Regions from separate parts of the Mus musculus genome. Here region 2 is linked to region 1. Evidence: chromatin contacts called from ENCODE Hi-C or POLR2A ChIA-PET data. All regions are on one chromosome and are shown on one strand. The core of a region is the stretch at or near the end of the contact, and the rest is flanking DNA. Distances in the headings are between cores, read along the strand shown. Region 1 overlaps Kalrn (kalirin, RhoGEF kinase). Region 2 overlaps Kalrn (kalirin, RhoGEF kinase).

The links. A loop is a pair of places that touch in the nucleus more often than their neighbours do. ChIA-PET counts read pairs that join two places held with the same protein, here RNA polymerase II (POLR2A).
Region 2: a map of left cerebral cortex shows a loop between it and region 1 (4-fold over the local background). The contact joins two enhancer-like sites. A Hi-C loop is called at or near these places in 1 of 37 maps with a recorded cell type or tissue (left cerebral cortex). POLR2A ChIA-PET finds 5 or more read pairs at or near these places in 1 of 5 experiments (embryonic stem cell).

Annotation. Positions count from the first base shown.
Region 1 is chr16:34,412,700-34,419,675 of GRCm38, forward strand. All of the region lies in intron 1 of Kalrn (kalirin, RhoGEF kinase), which reads right to left. Among named protein-coding and RNA genes, the nearest start is that of Kalrn, 98 kb to the right of the region's middle. Within about 2 kb of position 1,540, at least 2 of the 3 ENCODE cell types and tissues checked have a DNase peak (open chromatin) inside an H3K27ac peak, as active enhancers do.
Region 2 is chr16:34,464,489-34,471,174 of GRCm38, forward strand. All of the region lies in intron 1 of Kalrn (kalirin, RhoGEF kinase), which reads right to left. Among named protein-coding and RNA genes, the nearest start is that of Kalrn, 46 kb to the right of the region's middle. Within about 2 kb of position 5,128, at least 1 of the 3 ENCODE cell types and tissues checked has a DNase peak (open chromatin) inside an H3K27ac peak, as active enhancers do.

The DNA of each region.
Region 1 (6,976 bases), core at 290-2,789:
CTTACCCACTGAGCCATCCCACCAACCCAATTTGTTTCTGTAATGAGCAAGCACACTAACTTCACTCAGTACTTTAATATAGAGCCACAGATAATCCAAAACAGAAGAGAACGGTCACATGATGTGTTTCAAAGCCAACAACGAATATTTGGAATTTTTTCTTTGATCAGTGGCAAAAGATTTACCTTCTTGGATCAAAGTGCCTCTTAATTAGATGACCATGAGCTGAGCTGATATGCAGCTAACCGATACAGCATCTTATGGAGCTAGGGGGGGGGGGCAGCCAGTCTGAATTTACTCTTTCTTTTTAAGTAAATAATCCATCTATGCAGAATAATCCTGTGTGAAAATGAAGACCTTATTGTTTGAGCTTGTAGCTCAGAGCTGTTCTCAAAGCTGAATGGTCACTAGATCAATGGAGATGACTTAAAAATATAGACTCTGTTGTTTGTATTTAGATTTACATTCATAAGTCTAGGAAAGTACATGTTTGCCAGAACTGAACCAAAACACTCACAAAAACATATGAGCAAACAAAACTATCATGATAATTAAGATAATTAAAGGCTCTGAGAAATCTAAGTAAATTTGACCCATGTATAGCTAGGAAAAAGAAAAACTTAGGACAGAGGACATGCAGAGGATTGCAGGTTGAATACACCTTTAATAGATCCAGCAGGACTCTAAGGAAGGCAGGCAGGCTAATTGGCAAATGCTGGCTGTTTTTGCAAGGCAAATTCTCTCTTTAATCAGAATCCTCATCTGCCACACAGAAGGACTCACTGCTGAACTGCTGGGCTCCTGGGATACACCCACCACCTTGTGAACCGCTTGCTATCATTGCCCTGCTACTAGAATGTTTTTCTTCTGTGGGAGCCCTTAAGCTAAGGCCTTTAAAGACACCCTAGCTGCCACCTGGCTCCCTCAAGTTCCCTTCTCCAGCAGTGGCAGCCGGGAGCCGTAGCAACTCCTGCTGCCACCAAGTACAGTGGTCAGCTGAGGGAGAGGCACCAGCAGTCAAAAAAAGAGACACTGATTTCAGCTTGTCTCAGCCCCAAGTCGGCTACAAGAGCAAACTTCCAGTTTCCCTGGGTCTTAATTTCCAGCCCTGCCAATGAACATAAAGAAACCGGATCTATCTTGGCCCAAAGCTCTGCAAAAGAGCTCAGGAAAAAGGGTTAATGAGAAATTTGCCATTCAGCTCAGTATAACGAGCCAGCCTGTCACTGTCCCTGGGCACTTTCCCGCCCTGGTCAGGAAGAATACTGGCACCTCCAGACTAACTGCTGCACGGAGCTTCAGCTAATTGGAAGCTGGATGACAGATGACATCGGGTTTCTGGGAAAGGAAATGATCTCTCCAGCCCCTGCCTGCTGCAGCCAGAAGGAAGGGGGAAAGGGAACTTCCCCAGAGGGGCCCGATCAAGGCTCCAAGGGGCAGGGAATAAAACATTAATGGAACTCGAGCCACCACCAGAACGTGTCAGGGAGTAAAGGAACCAAGCAAAGCTGAGACTGGAGAGGTCTGCTGGTCCTGCCTGCCAGCTGGCACACTACCCTGGAAATGAGATGCAGCCAGCCAGCCAGTCAGCCGGCCGGCCGGCAGCAGGACAACACTGGAGGACCATGGTGGAACCAGGAGCCACAGGGGCTCTGGAGATTCTCAGAATTACAGCAGCAACTCTACATTCTTTTCCAGAAGGCAAGGGATATGAGCAGTAAGAACATGTAATAAAACCAAAAGTGCTAGGGAGGCCTTGGCTATATCTGTCAACCAACTAACCAGAGACAGGGCCAATGCCATGGGTGGGGGGACGAAGGCATTAGCAAAAGCCACATTGTCCAAGCTCTGGCTGAAGGATTTCAGAGAGATCCACTATTTTCCACGATTGTTCCCCTAGAGGGAAGGTTCCAGATCACCACGTTGAGGATTTTTTCTCCCTAATTTAAAATTTCAAAATCATTTCTTGTCACTGAAAACATGCCAAACACACTTCCCACACATCTAGCACCAAAGCTGCTGTGTTTTCTCCTGAATGTGAAGGAAGGAAGGAGCCGGGTCTGGGTGTAAGCGATGAGATGTGACAGGAAACACTTCTTGCTCCATCCCTGCACCTGGGCCCTTCGCTGGGCCCCAGCTGGCTGCAGCTTGCCCCCTGCAAGAGCCTGGTCTCCAGATGGTCCGCATCATGGCTGCAGAGCCAAGACTCACTACTTATCTATGAGTCCTCAAACCTCAGCAAAGATCCCCCAAGCCCAGACAGAGCAGGAGTTCGTTGATAGCAAATCCCTGAATATGTTTATGGATATACTTCATTTCAAGTAAATGTGCACACCCTCAGACCCCACATTCTTCAGAAACACAGCACCCCAAATTCTGTTGCTTTCTCATGTACAGAGTTTTCCATCAGATTGGGAGCTCCCAGGATGGGTCAGAGAACAGGGCCCGCACCCATTCACCTATTCAAATCCTAGCAGAGCCTCTGCCCAATAAGACCTTATAATACTTCGTGATGAGAACACCATTTGAAATCCCAGTTTTTGATTTTTCTTTTCCAAAATGATTTTTTTTTTCAAAAAGGTAAAAGCTCTAAAAACTGTCAGTGTCTATTTTCAAAAAGAAAACATATCCAGGGCTCCAGTCCTCCCAGAGAAGTGCCAGGACTCTGAAGTGACCAAGAGCTCAGCCAGAGGGAGTCAAGGAGAGCCATTGTTCTCTCTTGGAAAGAATGGCCAGCATGAAGCACTGTCTCCACCACCCTCTGAGTCCAAATTCTGCTGACGCTTCCCAGACCTCCAAAGTCTGTATTAGAAAGGGTTACATTAGGCTGAGAGATGCAGAGAACAATACTGTAGTGGGCTAACTTATTTGTCATAAGCAACAAGAAGTGTGGGGCTGATGCTCACTGCACTTAGGGGTGGCTATTTTCTTAACCCACCATCCTTGGCCTTTATCTATTGGTAACAAGATGGTTGCAGCACCTCCTGGGATCTTATTCCTATTTCAGAAGAAAGATTAGCAAACAGTAAATAACTTTTTCTTTGGGTGACTTTGTCTTTGTTTAGGAAGAGAAGACCTTCCCTTTAATTTATAGATATCTATATATCTATCCTGTGTCTCATATAGCCTTCCTAAGTGCTTCACTTTTCACTCTGTGTAGTAAGGGAAGAAATAGACATTAAGTACACAGCTGGTGTGCCACATACACAGATTTATAAATTAGAAGGACCAAGGACCCTTATGCCCTAAGAGAAATATGTTCAGTAGCTCTGACCTTCTGCTCTGAAAAAGTACAGCCTAGACTCCTGTAAACCCCACAGGCTTCCACACATGTTCCCATCCATTCAACATGCAGGTATGCTTACATGCACCTGTTCATGAATTCTCCACCGCGGTTCTGTAAAGCGAGTGATGTGGACTATGACAGTGAAGCTCACATCAATGGGACTAGCTCCTGTCCTGCCATGTGAGATCATGAAGCAGGTTCTCTGCAGGAAGGACAAGTCCTTAACAGATACAGAGTCTTGAGCTCATACTTTTCCGGGCTCCCAAACAGAGATATAAATGCTTATGTATGCCATCCGTGTGATCTTTTACTGTGGCTATACTCTATCGGTAGGGATGAGCTAGATCCCCATTGTACATAGACAAAGAGGCAAAGGCTCAGAGAGGCAGAGTGACCTGCCAGATGTCTACAATAAGTGGTAGGACACGGTTCAGACCCAGTCCTCTGGAGTCAGCCCACTGCTCTTTCTGCTGCACCTCTCCTCAGTCTTTGCTTATTGCCTATTTGCCGGCTGCTGCTGCTGCACCCTCCCTTATGGTGTTCCTTTCCCTTGTCTGCAGAAGGAAAAGACATCATGGGGAAATCAAATTCCATGCAGTATTGAAAAGATTAAGAGCCTCCGAATCCCACCAGCATCCATATACTGTGCTAGGATGAACTAAAACAGCCAACCCAAGAGTGAACATGGCCCTCCTGGGACCACCCTTATCTCTTTGCCTCACTCCACCCTCATTGAGAACCCCTCCTAGAATGACAGCTATCTGCAAGGCATGCTGCAGTAGATTCATATCGTTCAGGCTAGCCGTACATTCCTACAGTAGAGCATGCAGGGAACTCCATGGGAGTGGCTCAGTTCTCCTTCCACATACGATTTTTGCAAGGGTTCTCTAACTCGATATTATTTTCTTAACCTCTGACATGGTGCCTTGGCACAGTGGGAAGTTCTTCATAAAAAAAATCTCAAGCAGGTAAATACAAAACACTGATCCTTCCTGTTTCCCATACATTTCTTATTTCTAACTTCCCTTTTCCGGGGTGCTGGAGGCTGATCCTGGGTCTGCTAAGCAAGCAGTCTGCCACCGAACTACTTCCCAGCAGTGACCACAGAGTTCTCCACACCCACTCTTCAGAGTAGGACGAGCCGTGTAGAGCAGATCCAGAAAAGTCTTGGAATAAAGATGTTCAAGGATTCCGAGTCCCAGGCATTGGATGTGGTCTTTCTGCATTTCTAGAAGGTATGTGAGAAGGCAAGGAGATTGTGTCATGAGGGTGAAGTTCTCATCACTAGGTTTGATTTCCTTATGAAGAAGAAGCCAGAGATCTTGCCTGTCCATTCTGTCTTGTGAGACCACACAGAAGAAAGACACTGTACGTGAAAACTGGCCCACATTAGACACAGCATCTGCAGGTACCTTGAATTTGTTCTTCCCAGCCAATAAGAATCCTCGCAGGCAGCATTCCTATTGCAAATAAAGCAGAGAAATGGGAAGCCAGCCAAGGCTCACCCTGGGAGAACCAAGAGTGAGCAGCAGAATGTAGTGTGGTATTGAAGATTTGCCCTGAGGCCACGCCCAACTCAGAAGATCAGTGCAACAGTCACCCATGATCTATAGCTTTAGCTCCATAGACTCCCGTCTCTCTATTCTATTAGGGCTATAAAAGCTTTAGTAAGCCTCTTAGGTATGCTCCATGCCTTTCCTTGACCCCTGGTGCACAATCATGACTTTCCCTTAGCACTAACTCATTACATGGATTATGGCATCAGGAAGCCCATAACCTTCCCCATGGCTCTGATATCAATCCTTCAGTCCTGCCTATGTAGTCCATAGCTGCTGTCAATACAGGAAAAGGATGCAGTAGCCATGGATACCTTAGAACAGTGGTTGCGACCTTCCACAGGCACTAGCCTATTTGGAACTCTAATGAAAGCCAAAGACTTTTGTCCTAGTAAATTGCACATATACACAGAGCCACCATATTCCTGTGCAATTATAGAAGTTGGATAGAGCCTCCCAAAAACCCCTCAGGGAGCTATATACATTCATGCAAGAACTCCTGGTCCAGGGGAGGTCATGAATTTGTATTTCAGAGATGTGCTCTCCCTGAAAGAAGGCTCCAGTAGCTCAGCCAGGGAACTCCCCGCTTGCCCTCTCCCCGGGGAAGCATTAAAACAGTGAGAACACACATTGTCTCTTGATCCCGCCCATCTTCAAGGCTTTAATGAGAACAAGGCAGAGTACTTACTGTGAGACAAGCTGTGGAAAGCCAAGGGCTTGACATAGATTTTCTGAAAATCTCATTGTCATAATAAACTTGTTAAGTAGATATTATCCCTCTTTCAGATGAGGACTATCAGGCTCTAGGAAGTTCAGGAACTTGGCAATGGTAACAACTACACAGTGTGGAATCGAACTCAGACCTATCCAAGGTCTACGCCTGCTCCTTCCAGCATCACATTCTAGAAACTTCCTGAGGTGAACTCACCTGGAGGAGTAGGCCAGGCAAAGTACACCTTGCTATCCAAAGTCAACTTTCCTCCTCTCACGTGGCACACAGCCTGAAATCTAACCAAAGAGAGAAGCAAGGCTTCACTGTTGTGTGCCTGTTGCTCTGGGTCTATAGAAATGTAGTCCTACGTTTTGTAAGTCCCACAGCACCTGCAGGACTGAGTCTGGGTGCGGAGAATGACCCTGAATCAGGGTGAACCTGGAGGTGGCCGTAGGTGGCACTGATGTGAAACACAGGAGAAGAATGGGAGGAGGGGGTGGAAGAATAGAGTGTGCACAGAGCATCTCTGAAGATACAATGAAGATAATTAGTGGGCAGATGGGAAGAACTCTTAGATAAACTGAATTGCAAGAAAAACAGATAAGAATGCTTCTGATAATTTTTTTTTCTGCCAGTTCGGGGCTGGAATGGGAGCAAAGGACAAGTCCTGCTTTATCTGATCCCTGAGAAGGCAATGAATTAGACTGTCTTCCTACCATGCCATGGAGATGCTGGTTCTGGGCTGGACGATTTATAGCATCAAATACATGAAAAAGGCTTACCGTTAAAAATCTACAGGATCGAATATTGTTCAAAGACAACAGAACAATGTAAGGCAAACCTAGTGAGAGAAAATTATTGTGAATCTATGCCAAGAGTAAGTCATAGGCCACACGGATGGACTTTTTCCCCTTTGAGGTAGAGTCTTATTATGACTGTTGGCAGTAGTTTTGTAATAAGAAGTGACCCTAGAGCTGGCTGTGGTGGTGCATGTCTGTGTTCACAGAGCTCAGCAAGCGAAGGCATGAGAATTGCAAACTGAAGGCCAACCTGGCTACACAGCAAGACCCTGTATTAAAAGGCAGACATTATAATTTAAAAAATTAATAACAAATGCCCAACAACTAAAAGGGTAGCTAAATGGATAACGGTAGGGCTGTGTCCTTGGTTCTTAGCATGGAGAGCAAGAAAGCATTCAGTTGTTAGCTGTGTATGGAGTCTAAGCCAGAGTGATTACATTAAATCCTGGTTCTGCAGTTCAAGTTCTGAGGAACTTCAGAAAGTTACTTAACTCCATCCAAGTATACTCCTAATCCTAGCACTTGGGAGAGGCTGAGACAGGAGGATGATGGAGTTCAAGGCCCACATAGGCTACATAGTAAGACCCCGTCTCTGTAAAAGAAAATTGAACTTCTTAAGCCT
Region 2 (6,686 bases), core at 3,878-6,377, 55 kb after region 1:
AAAAATATATGTGAGGTTAATATTCTGTGGCTTCCTTGTCAGATAGAATGAAATAAGAGCAAATGTCATTTGAATTCATCCCTTATATTAATATAAGCTAATAATGTATGAATATACAATAACCTCAGGTGGTGTCGCATAAGAACCTGCCCCCTCCCCCTTTCTTGCTATTTTGCCCAGAATTAATCTAATTAAATCAATGCATGCTCCCCTTTCCTGGAATAGAAACTGTGATAATCGTCTCCTTAATTTCAGTAATTGATTAACATAACTAATACCTGTCGCCTACATCAGAGCCCACCTCTCCAGGGCTGATGTCCCCAAACGCTGCCTGAAAGATAACCCAAGAGCTCACTTCTGATGCTCCCTAGATAGACAAGTCACACAGGAGGGTTTGAGTGGCTTATTTTCACTACATTATATGTTGATCAGGGAGTGATGTCACAACACAGGTGTCGAGGTCAAAGGATGCCTTTTGGAAGATGGTTCTCCTTCCACCATGTGGGTTCTGGGACCCAGCTCAGGTCGTCAGGCTTGGCAGCTCTCTACCCTTTGAGCCACCTCACCAGCCTGGTTAGGAGCTCTTCATCAGGCTTCCAAAAACTTTCCTATCAAAAAGCCAACAGTCTTTTCAAAGCCCACAGCTGTTCTTCCATAACAAGGTTCCACAGAAGCTTCTGATCCCAAGAATCCCCCTACAACCAGAACCTGGCCTGCCTTCCAGTGCTCTTCTTGTAATGGCCTGTTCTGCAAATCTTAATCACAAGGCAGAGACTTGCACTGAAGCCATCTTACAAGTTCATGAGTCACTTCCATTCTTGATGGCCTTTCGCTATTGACCAAACACGTCCAGCCCAGTGGAGATAACTACTTCTTTGTCACGTAGCTTCCATACCAGACTGCAGTGTCTTCTCCTGTGTGTGTGTGTCCCTTCCCAACACACACATCTCTAGTTCCAGTGATGCCCTGCAGAGCAGTAAGAGGTGGGAGAATCTCACTCCCCCTTCACAATGGATGCCCAGCAATATGGAAGGAAACCATTATGCTTGTATGCACATTTTAGTAAATCAAGCATTCAAGACAAAGCATTTGTTGTGAACAAACCACGTGCCTCATGGTGCTCAGATGCTAAGATAGGAGGCTAAATAACATGCTACTCATATATAAGAGTGTCACACTAGTCCCCTAGAACGTCACGATGTGGCCCAGCTTCCAGAAAAGCCTACTTTTTCTGCACCTAGAGGTATCCTTGATTCTTCTCCTAAAATACAAAAGACAAAATCGATGGGTAAGTCTGAACATCACACCCATGTCTGTCTCCGAGTTTGTATCTTCATTGAGTAAAGTGTTAACAGGAAAGGATGCGGGATGGAGGGTTCATCAGGCTTCCTCATCTGTTTCTTTGAACTTCCCATGGATCTAATTATTTCAGGTTTTAAAAAAAGATTTTAAATAGATAGATGAGATTTCAGTGACAGTTCAAAGTCTAATAAAAGGCCTAACCTTGGGTGAGTCTACCCACTCCAATACTTCTGGAAATATGCACAGAAAAAAAAAAAAACACCTGAAAGCAGAAACTTCAGGCAAAAGCTCACACTCTACTGTCTCACAGAGAACTTGTCATACTGTGCACCATACATCTGAATATGTATAGTGCCTGTTCCTTATTCCAATTCTGGGATATCTGGAGGCTCAGTGCACATTGCCTGTGCTCCCTGTAACCTGGAGGGTCTGCCCAGGTGGGGAGTTAAACCAGCAGGACTTAGAATCCAACATACCTGGTTCTCAAATAGAAGCCACCACTTCCTAGCTGTAGGACCTGGGCACATAATTTGTCCTCCTCCATCTGCTGCAAAAGGATGCTGGTGGCAGGTGCTACTACCAATGTGTCAATAAATAACTTAGTACGAAGCACATGAGAAAGACCAGCATCCACCAAAACTATTTATGGTCCTAGAACTCTGGGCAGGAAAAGGTCTGGGTTTTCAAGGCACATTCTTCCTTGCTTTTCAGTGACAAGTTGTCTGTCTTTCTCTATATTCTGGCACCTCTCTAACCTGCCTAGACATCTCTGTTATCCAGTTACCTCAGCCCAGGACTCCTCAAGTGAAACTTCAATGAATGATCAGTTTGAATTTTTATGTTGTTTTTCTTTTATTACAATCTGTCATCAACTAATACTTTAGTGGAAAAAATTAAATAACACTGCCAGAGGAGTGTTAATTTTAAAAACAACATTTAAGCTCTAATTTCTTAATTTTTAGATTCAACAGACACGTTACTTTGCAAACTGGTGTGAAGTTTCTAAATACAGCCTTTCCATTTCTGTCCCCCTCACCGCTAGCTGGCAGCAAGCATTTGGCAGAGCTCTGCAGTGGACAGGGAGCTCCACTCGGCACCTCCTTCCTCCAAGACAGCCAGGGGAACGTTAACAATCAAGGTTTAAAGTCTCTGTGCTTTGCATCCTGACTTCAATTCCTCACTTAGATTCAAACTCTCTCAGTGCTAGGACCATGTCCACTGGGCCTTGAATATGACCAGACACCTCATGGGAGCTTAATTACCTGCTGACAACCTAAAGATTTAAACAGACATATTATTTACTTTTACCTTTTCACAGTTTAGACAACTTAATGGGTGCGTTTGTAAAGACCTGCCCCAGGAGGACACTCTGTCCCTTGGCATCCCTCCTTGTTTGTCTGAGCCTCGTCTCTCTTTTTCCCCCACTACTGGATGCATCTCCACTTAACTGAAATGCACAGATATGGTCACTGCTTCTTTTCTACTGAAGGAAAAGACAGAATAAATTGCAGAAAGTGCCATTCATCAACTCCTGCCTCTCTAGATAAACATGCGAGCAAACGGAGAACATCTATTAATTTACTTCCCGGGGATACCGTCAGGCTAATCTCTCAGTGTCACTCCAACACTGGCACATGATGGCTGTCCAATAAGCACCTATGCAAAGGGTCACAATGTGCCAGCAAGTCACAAGGGCTGCAAGCCACATCTTCACTGTGTCACTGGGAATGTATGCACAATTTTAACCAAAACAGGGCAGTGAATTGCACTGGAAGTCAGGTCCAGGCATTCTAAAGAGGTTGGCTACTCAGACCGGACAGTAAAATCAGACAGAAAAACATTTTAAACACTCACGCCTGTACCTCAGTCGCAGAGATTATTCCACGCGACTAGTCTAAGAACTCAGAAGGTCCTTAGATGTATGCTCAGAAGACAAATGACTGGGTTAATAGGTGAGGAGTTGGGGCAGATGTGAAGCTGGTCCTGACTTCTGTCCCTACACACCCCTACCCTAGAGGGTCTTCTCCCAAGGGTTAGCCTCAAGCTCCAGCCAGGATGTATCCCTCTTTGTCTTCTCTCGGGTCTGAAGCAGAGGAGGCTGCTTTGAAATACTGTGCTCTAAGAAAGCATGGATTTGCTTCATCCTTGCCTTTTTCAAGCAACAAACTTTGGGGCTTTCTGAAACGCACACCCAGAAGGCCCCTGAGCCTCACTGGCCTCTGCTCACACAGGATGCGAACACTTCATCTCATTTATTTCTTATTAATCTAATGGTTGTTCATCGATTGTTTTTCTGGAGGCTTCTAAGTCCAAGATCGTGTCTGAGACTGCAGACTTCCAGGGCAGAGAGGCCAGGGACGGGGATGAGAGATGCCAGCTGCCTACTGAGGGCAGACAAAGGTAACAAACTCAAGGCCTCATGAAGTATCGACCGCCCCGTGTCAAGGAGCAAGGAAAGGTTGGCTGAACTCATGAGCTACACCAGCAGTGTGATTTTGGGGCTGCCCAAGCTTCTGATCTTTGGATACCTTTTGGGGATGCTATTATTTTTTGGCTGTCAGAGACCCCCACCCCAATGCTTTCATGACCTGGAGGAGCCCCTGAATTTGTCATTCTCCCTCTGCATCCTGGCCTTCCCACTCCTTGAGCCGCATACTGAGATAATCTGGATGCTGTGTGGGGGTATCTAGAAGGAGATGAACACGGGGAAACTGGGGAATCAGCTGTGAAATCCAACACATTTTTTTTTTAAGGTGGAAAATAAAGGAAGAGAGAAAATGCCTTAGACGCTGGGAAAGCACCTTCACCAGACACTCCTCGGGTCTCCCCTTCCTACCCACCTAATAGGTTTCATTGTTCACATGACTTGCCCTACATCAGAAAATACTCCTGTACTTGTTCAGGATATCTACCCTGCTTTAAGAACAGTTGGAAACCACAGACTTCCTTGCTGAACTTGGAGCTTTTTAGTCATCACTGGAAGCTTTGGAAACATCAGAACTGCTAAATGTTGCTTGTTTTATTCCCTCCGGTCTGCCTGCCTGCATATTGATGATGCTCTATCACCAGCACTAACAGGCATTTTCTGGGATAATTTTGCCTCCACACCCAAATGGAAAAGGACCCTTGTTTCTTAGTAGGTTCCCTCCTTCAGTTCTTATAATTCATGAGCTAAATTTTGGGCTGTACTCAGACCATCCCCGCTTGCAAGCAGCAGGGTCAAGATTCAAACCCAGGGAACTATGACACCATTGCTCACAGAGGCTCATCTTCCTGAAGGCACCAAAGAGTTAAATCTGACTGACTTCCATTCCAATGCAGGACTCAGGAAGCCCCAACTGACTAGCTCCTCCTACGGGGCTCCATCAACTGTGTGGCTTGCCTAAACCATCAGCATGGAGGAAAAAGAAAAGCAACATCATCGTCCAAATGCAGGCAGACATGAGAGCACACATGGTGGAAAGGAGAAGGGTAGCATCCGGACCAAAGAGGTACCCTGTGGGCCCATCTGAGATATCCCCTTCCCAGGAGCACCTCTCAACTGTAAGATTCTGAAAAAGATGATTCATCCATTCACCATCAAATTGGTATATATTAAATACCTAGTGTGTGCCTGGGACCACGACCTGTACCACGGTTGGGGGGGGGGGGCGCACACAGCACAGTGAACAAAGCAGCCACAGTTCCGATCTTCATAGAGCCAGCTGCTATAGAGGAGCAAGACGGGGGTTCCAGGGCCTCTGTGTGGTAACAGAACCTCCTGACACACTACCTTAAATTTAGAGCTGAAGCACTTTTGTGGGAGGAGAAGGAGGAGTATAGGAAACCAAACTGGTTGCTATGCAACCGTGATGATTTATTCTTAGCCAGAGCAGGAAGAGCAGCATGGAGCAGGGAAAGCAGCATGGCGCAGGAGTGGGTGGGGGGTGGAGCCGGGTGTGGGGGAGGCTGGAGGAGGACAGAGTGGGAGGCAAAGTGGGGTGCACAGCAGTGCTGAGGCTGCACCTGCAGGCCTCACCCCCAGAGGCTCACACAAATGCATGTACCACAGCATTTGCTCTCAGGGGGCAGTTAGGAGATTATGAGGACAGCCCCAGGAACCACAGAAAAGCCCTTGTTTGGAAGCTTGAAATTAACCTTCAGTATAAGTAGACTCGTACCGATACCAAAAAGGGACACATAATATAAGATTGAACATAAGAGCCCACCACGGGGGATAGAGCTCACATGCTTAGAGACGCTTAGCCAGTAAGTATTTTCTAAGCTCCTCTAGGTTCACCGTCACCTGCAGGAGCATGGGGAGGGGTAGGAGGTGATGGCCCCTTGCTGAAGCAAGACATGTGCCAGTGGAATGCAGGGGCCAGCTCAGTGATGACAGATATATCCTTGTGACCTGGGGCTGTGTGCAAGACCTGGCTCAGCACTGGGCCTGTTCTGGGAAGACCATGGCAGGTTAATTTCACATCTCAGGGCTTCAGGCGCCTGACCTCTCAATGGAGAGACTCACACCAAACAGTCGTTCACATACAACACCTATGTCTTTGACACTGCACACAATACAGGGTTTAGGTGAAGGTAGAGCTGAGTACCTTGTGGAATACTTAGGAAGAGCTGCCTGGAAAAGGTGGGGCTGAGAACAGTGGGGTAGGGACTTGGCAAAGCATGAGGGAGACTGGGAAACTTGCTCAAAGCTGTGCCGCAGAACTGAGGTATAAACCCTGAGCCTGCAGAGCCTCCACTAGCCCATGCTGCCTCTCTGAGACACTGAGCTAAGAAAGGGAGGTGTGAGCAGAGACTCCGGAAAAGAACATGTACAGAGATGCTGAACAGCTGAAAATAGGCAGGGTTCATAAAGGAAGAGTGCTGAAGCAAGAACCAGCTATGACCATCCCGAGAGTGCAGTGAACAGAAAGCATAGGACCCGGTGGTCAGCAGCCAACATCTGTCACGCACTGGGTGGTACAGAAGGCAGTGGTATATGAAAGACGCTTTGATTTGAATTAATTTATGACTAGGAAGATAAAATGATGTGAAGATTAATAATTAGCGAGGCACTACAAAAAGTGTCAAGCAAGGTGTAAAAAAAAATCATAATACTGTTTAAAGGGTGAATGGCTGCTTCCACACATAAGGGATTGGACCTGGACTTAGTGGATTTAGGCTGAGGATGTCCAGGAGATGGGAATAAAGGCACACCATGTGGGGAAAGGAGAGTTTCACCTGGAAAACAAAAGGCAGCAGAGGCTGGTGGACCTCTCGGCTCAGGGGTGGGCTGCTGTGAAGCACCTCAGAAAAGCTACACTGATAGAATGGACAGCTTCAGCTGCAGGTGGGGACCCCAGGCTTCTGCCAGAGGCTGCAGAAACCCACTGACTGTTGAGCCA